2 separate regions of the Homo sapiens genome follow, and region 2 is linked to region 1. The links are chromatin contacts, found by Hi-C or POLR2A ChIA-PET in ENCODE. All regions are on one chromosome and are shown on one strand. Each heading gives the region's core, a stretch centred on a gene start or an enhancer-like site at or near the end of the contact. The rest is flanking DNA. Distances are from core to core; before and after follow the strand shown.

Evidence for each region. A loop is a pair of places that touch in the nucleus more often than their neighbours do. ChIA-PET counts read pairs that join two places held with the same protein, here RNA polymerase II (POLR2A). Pooled maps may share reads with other maps.
Region 2: a loop to region 1 is called in a pooled map, with 2.8 times the contacts of the local background. The contact joins the enhancer-like site here to the promoter of ACAT1 in region 1. A Hi-C loop is called at or near these places in 1 of 168 maps with a recorded cell type or tissue (endothelial cell of hepatic sinusoid) and 10 of 50 pooled maps. POLR2A ChIA-PET finds 5 or more read pairs at or near these places in 12 of 52 experiments (A673, B cell, CD4-positive, alpha-beta T cell and 8 more).

Annotation. Positions count from the first base shown.
Region 1 is chr11:108,120,317-108,123,355 of GRCh38, reverse strand. It overlaps ACAT1 (acetyl-CoA acetyltransferase 1), which reads right to left and starts at 1,789. Exons shown (of 12, transcript NM_000019.4): 1 at 1,678-1,789. The coding sequence starts at 1,749. RefSeq lists silencers at 1,578-1,987, 1,589-2,127.
Region 2 is chr11:108,198,446-108,201,484 of GRCh38, reverse strand. All of the region lies in intron 1 of NPAT (nuclear protein, coactivator of histone transcription), which reads left to right. Among named protein-coding and RNA genes, the nearest start is that of NPAT, 23 kb to the left of the region's middle. Within about 2 kb of position 1,389, at least 5 of the 41 ENCODE cell types and tissues checked have a DNase peak (open chromatin) inside an H3K27ac peak, as active enhancers do; they include GM12878, where a contact is called at or near this core.

The DNA of each region.
Region 1 (3,039 bases), core at 540-3,039:
AATACAACTGCTTCCTAGAGTTCAGTAATATGAATGTCACATATCATACATTACAGCATGTACAGGCTTATTTTTTTCATGAGGAGTATTTGTGTTTCATTTTAAGATCTTTTTTTTTAAGACGGAGTCTCACTCTGTTGCCCAGGCTGGAGTGCAGTGGCATGATCTCAGCTCACTGCAACCTTCCCCTCCTCCCGGGTTCAAGCGATTCTCCTGCCTCAGCCTCCCAAGTAGCTGGGATTACAGGCGCCTGCCACCACACCCAGCTAATTTTTGTGTGTGTGTGTATTTTTAATAGAGGTGGGGCTTCACCACGTTGGCCAGGCTGGTCTTGAACTCTTGACCTCAAATGATCTACCCACCCCGGCCTCCCAAAGTGCTGGGATTACTGGCATAAGCCACCTCAACCAACCTGATTGTAAGATCTTAATTAAACCATAAATTAAGAAGGTTCTGAACTTTTTTTTTTTACATCTCTAGAGTACCTAGTTCACCTATGTCACCTAGTCAATACTGACTGAAACCCAAGATAACCTAATTACTTTCTTGTGATTTCTTCACTCATCCCATGAGACTAACAAATAGGCTAAAAACTCATCTTCCCTGGAAACCTACGCCTTGTGACTTTTCTATTATCTCAGTCACCCAGGATCAATTTTAGACTCTTTCTTTTCCCTTGGCTTCGCACCCTCACTCCCTAATTGTCAAGTCCTAGACTGGTTCTTTTACAATCTCTTGCAAAGCTCCTACCGCCAGCACCCTTGTGCAAGTAATGTTATTCTACGCCCAGACGTAAGAACTAGAGTGACCTACCATTGCAACAAAAACAAACATATCAACAATCCCTACTTAACTAGGGTCAAGTCCATACTCACAACATAACTGGATCTCCAAGCTTATTGCCCCCATCGACCTAGAAAACTCAAGCTTCACCAACCACACCCTGAAGGTCTCTACCTATTCCTGAGGCTTTGCCTGACAATCTGTGGTGCGTACTCCCTTGCTTACGCATGTGGAGAATAAATTCTTTGAGACTCTGCCCCTGCTGTGTTCCCTAAACACAACGGTCAGAAGAGCGACAGCCCTTGGAACGCCCTCAGTATGTGAGCTTTGCTCATATGTCAAGTATAATTTATTGTATTATCTGAGTAGTCATTTGTTTTCCCTGATAAATTTCAGGCTGCTCCAAAAAACATCTGTTATGATCACATGGTGCCCTCTCCCCTTGTATGCCCAATGATTATCTATTGTATTAAAAAAGAAAAGGAACCTCTCCTGACAATAACGCACACAAATATGTTTTAAAGAAAATCTCGGGAGCAGCTGCACAGGCCTGCAAAGAGACTCTCCCCGATCCCACCGCTCAGGCCGGGCCAGCGCCAATCCTGGCGGTCCTGCCCGCCCAGACACGTGCCCTTGTTTGACACACCAGTAACGCTCATTAAGATGATTACGCCGAGACCTTGGAAGTAGAAACGCGCTGTAAAAATAGGCGAGTCCCTGGGTGTTATCGGAGCACTTAGGCGGTTTTTGGACCAGAACCCGTCGCGTGACTGTCCTGGGGCCTAAGCCGCGCGCCCGGGCCGCGGGAGCCGCAACGGCCGCGGGCTGGAAGCTTCCGAGGCGGGGACTCCTCGCATCCCGGGTCTGAGTGCTGTGGGGACGAACCCCGCTCACCTGCACCAGCCTCCGGAGCAGGGGGCTGCGGCTGCGGGCGCCGCTGCGCAGAAGTGCCGCCAGCACAGCCATGGTCGCAGAGGGCTGAGTATCGGCTCCACAGGCGTAGACTAGCGGCCTCCTCCCCAACCCCGCACCCCTAGCGGCCCGGCGCGGGCACCGCCCATCCCGCTTCCTCCAATAGTCGCCTCTCAGTCGGCGGCGATTGGCCGGCAGCCAAGGGCGGGGCGGAGCCTGGCGCTGGGACACCGCAGCCTGGGCCAGGAAAGGTTGACGAGTGAAGGACGTGGATGGAGACACTGGCGCTGGGGTCAACGAGCACCTGACACGCTGCTGGCTCCCGTGTCCACCAAGTCTAACCTGCCGGGGCCGGTGGTTTATGTGTAATCCGAGATTTTTCGATTTACTGAGCATGTTTCCCTTAGGCCTACCCAGCACAAACTCATGAAAATATTTTAGGATTTTTTTTTTTTTTTTTGAGACAAGGTCTCACTCTGTCACCCAAGCTGGAGTGCAGTGACGTGACCACAGCTCACTGTAATCTCGACCATCAGGGCTCAAGCGATCCTCCCTCCCCAGCCATCCCAGTAGCTGAGACTACAGGCGAAAGCCTCCACAACCAGATAATTTTTGTATTTTTTGTGGAGACGGGGTTTCACCATGTTGGCCAGACTGGTCTTGAACTCCTGGACTCAAGTGAGCCTCCCTCCTCGGCCTCCCAAAGTGCTGGGATTACAGGCGCAGGCGACCACGCCCAGCAAATTGTTGTATTTTTTTTTTTTTGTAGAGACTAGGTCTCCCTATGTTGCCTAGGCTGGTTGCTGACTCCTGGGCTCAAGCAGACGGCCAGACTCAGCCTCTCAAAGTGCTGGGATTACAGGCGTGAGCCATCACACCCAGCCGTGAAAATATTTTGAAGCAATCAAATTCCAGGCTCAGTCCAGATACAAATATGGGTAAAAAGGCCTCAGGTGATTCCAGTCCCCAACCTTCAACCACTCCAGCTGAGACCCCAGACATCATGGAGCAGAGACAAGCCATACCCACCATGCTGTCTGAATTCATGGTCCACAGAAACGAGAGAAAACAAATGGTTGTTATTTTAGGCCATTATGTTTTGGAGTATTTTTTTTTTTTAAGATAGGGTCTCGCTCTTGTCACCCAGTCTGGAGTACAGTGGTGCAATCATATCTCACTGCAGCCTCAAACTCCTGGTCTCAGGGGATCCTCCTGTCTCTGCCTCCCAAGTAGCTAGGGGATCCTCCTGTCTCTGCTTCCCAAGTAGCTACGTAGCTAGGACTACAGGCATGCTCCACCATGCTAATTTTTTTAATTTTTATTTTATATAGAGAAGGGGTCTTG
Region 2 (3,039 bases), core at 140-2,639, 79 kb before region 1:
AGATTGAATGTCTTCCCTATGGGAAGACTAAGGGCTGGTGCCTCAAGCAAGGCTTGTTTCAGTTGGTCAAAGGTCCTTTTAGCCTCTGGTTCCCAAATTAGGGAGTGAGTCTTAGTTGCCTGAGTCTCCTTTATTATGTGATATAAGGGACAAACTATTTCACCATACCCAGGTATCCATAGTCCTGTAATCCCCAAGAATCCTCTCAGTTGCTTGAGGGTTTTGGGGAGAGGAAAAGAGGAGATGGACTTAATTCTTTCTTCACCTAGTTCCCTGGTCCCCTCTGACAAGACTAGACCTAGGTACTTCACTGAAGTCTGACAGAGCTGAGCCTTAGATTTTGAGACCTTATATCCTCTGTTAGCCAGAAAATTAAGACAAGCCTTACTGTCCTCCTGAGACTTCCTCAATTGGAACGCAAAGGAGAATGTCATCTACATATTGTAAAACTTTCACCTGAGGATAAAGGAACTGCCCAAACAGCTGGGGGCTGTCTTAGAATCCCTGCGGTAACACCATCCAGGTTAGCTTTGTGGTCTGGTTGGATGGATCTTTGAATGCAAATAAATACTGGCAGTTGGGGTGTAATGGTATGCAGAAAAAGATGTCTTTTAGGTTCAGGACTGTGAACCATTTAGTTCCCTCAAGTATTTGAGTTAGTAGGGTATAGGGATTGGGAACCACCATATGGATTGGAACCACAGCCTCATTAATGAGGCAGAGGTCTTGGACCAGTCTCCTTCCTTTGTTGGGTTTTTGTACATCCAATATCAGAGTATTACAAGGGCTGTTGCAGGGTTTAAGGAAGCCCTGCATCCTTGAGTTATCAGTGATGGCTTCTAGCCCTTTCCTAACTTCTGGTTTTAGGGGATATTGTCTCTGGTTAGAGAAGGAGGTGGGATCCTTAAGGTGGACCTAGACCAGTATGGCAGTTGTGGCTGCACCAATTTTCCTTTCAGTTGCCCAGACTTCTGGGTTAATTAATATTGGTCTGCACTAGGGTGAGACAAAGAGTCTGTCCTGGAGCCATAAGGATGATGGGTCCCGTACCAGCTAAAATAGCCCTGCCTAGCAGAGGAGTTGGGCTTTCAGGCATGATTTAAAAGGCATGGGTAAACAAAAGGTCCCCTCAACTATAACTAAGGGGTTGGGAAAAATATCAGATTAAAGGCTTTCCTGAGACATCCCTCACAGTCACACTAAGAAAGGAAGGGGAGGCCTGGCCTAATAAGTTGCCTCCCAAGAGGGAAAAAAATCAGTCTCTTACATAGCAAAGCTCCCTGTAGTCATAGGACTGTGCTGACTCCTGACATGATTGCGGGGGCGGAAACAACTTAAACGCAGGTAGGGGAAGTTGCCTGAGGGAAATAACCTCTTGCCCAATGCAAATGGATTCCTTCAACAGGGGAAAGAAAACTCTCAGTCATTGCATCCTTCTTGCTTCTAAGAACAGACAAAAACCAAGTTGTTCTGAATTACACTGCTGATGACTAAGCAAAATGCTCATTCCACTCAATAATATTATCACTGTGGTTTGCAGCAACACCCTTAACGTTGTGTATGAAGAAGAGATAGGAGCCAGGAAGAGAGAAAGAAAATGCTATAGGAAAGACTGGAGGTCTTGACTGACACCCGAACGGGCTGTTGGGGATTGGGGCCAGTCCAGGAGCCTTCAGGTAACACTGAGGTGTAGCCTCAGCCAGATGCCTTCAGTTGCCCGAGGACCTTATTCCGATCCTATGCATTGGCTAGACCTCTGTGAAGGGAGACTGGATTGAAACAAAGCCAACATTCCCAGTACCCGAGGGTGATGGCAGAGGCTTGACAAAATCTTCCCCAGCAAGCCTGTCCTTTGCAGCTGTGCCATTCGCTCTTAACTGGCTGACAGAGGCCCAGTGCTTCATCCGTTTTTGGAAAAAAAATGTGAAGGCAAGAAGCCTCAGAAATGAAAGTGTAAGAGGTCCACTCTTACCCTTGCACAGATCCCAGACAAGCCTCCAGAAATGACACAGGATCCATTCAGTGCCGCTATGCTGTCCAGCATCTCTGTGGCCTGTGGCGCGCCTGCCTGGGCCTCGCTCGCCTCTAGGCTCATTGCTGGGCCCTCTCTGCCCACTTGACCCAGCAGACTGCTTCTGGCCCGGATTCCATGCCCACTGCAGCTCTGCATTAAGCCCCGCAGCTGGTCCAGTTGTGCCATGATTGTCTTCCACCTTGGGAGCCGGCGTCTGGGTGAGGGTGACACAGCAGCGCCCAAAAACTTGGAGATACCAGCAACCACAGAGCCCCAGCTGTTGCCCAGGGAGTTCTGAGGTCTGAGCCCCCAAGGACCGTTACAACTCTGTCTCCTTCCCACCGCCCACAGCATGGCAAACGGAGGTGGCAGGGGAGCGCATGTTTCAGCTCGTTTGTGTTACAGCTCATTCCGTCCCTCTACCCTGCTTCAGTCTGCTTCAGTCCTGGGCTGGCCCAGCCCCACTCCTGCTTCCTGTTGGGTAGCTGCCCAGTGCCAGCGGAGGGCTGAAGGGCTACAATGTTAAGAGTTCCTTTCACACCCACCATTCAGCAGGTTCTGAGATCTTGTCCTGCGTTTAAGAAGAATGAGGTTATGTGGACACTGGGGAGTGAGCAAGGTGGAAGAGGGTTTTCTTGAGCAACAAAACAGCTCTCGACACGAGAGGGGACCCAACGTGAGTAGAGCTCCATGTGAGAGGGGATTCCAAAGGCAGGTAGTCCCCATGTGTGGTTGAGTCTGAGGTTTTCATGGGCTCAGAATGGAGGTTTTTATGGGCTCAGAGTGCAGGCTGATTGGTCCATGGGTGAACCTGGAAAAAGCACCATTTGATTGGCTAAAAGACATCTAGGAAGTTCTCACTCTGGTCATGGGCTCTACACAGAACTGGCAGTCCAGTTTTCAGGCTTCAGACTGTCTTTGGCTTGAAAGTTGTCGGGTTTCACCGGGTACCCTACCCGTCTGCTTGGGAGTTTGTCTCCTGCTCTTATCAACTGTATTTCTTTATTCATATTTTCTATGTTGTG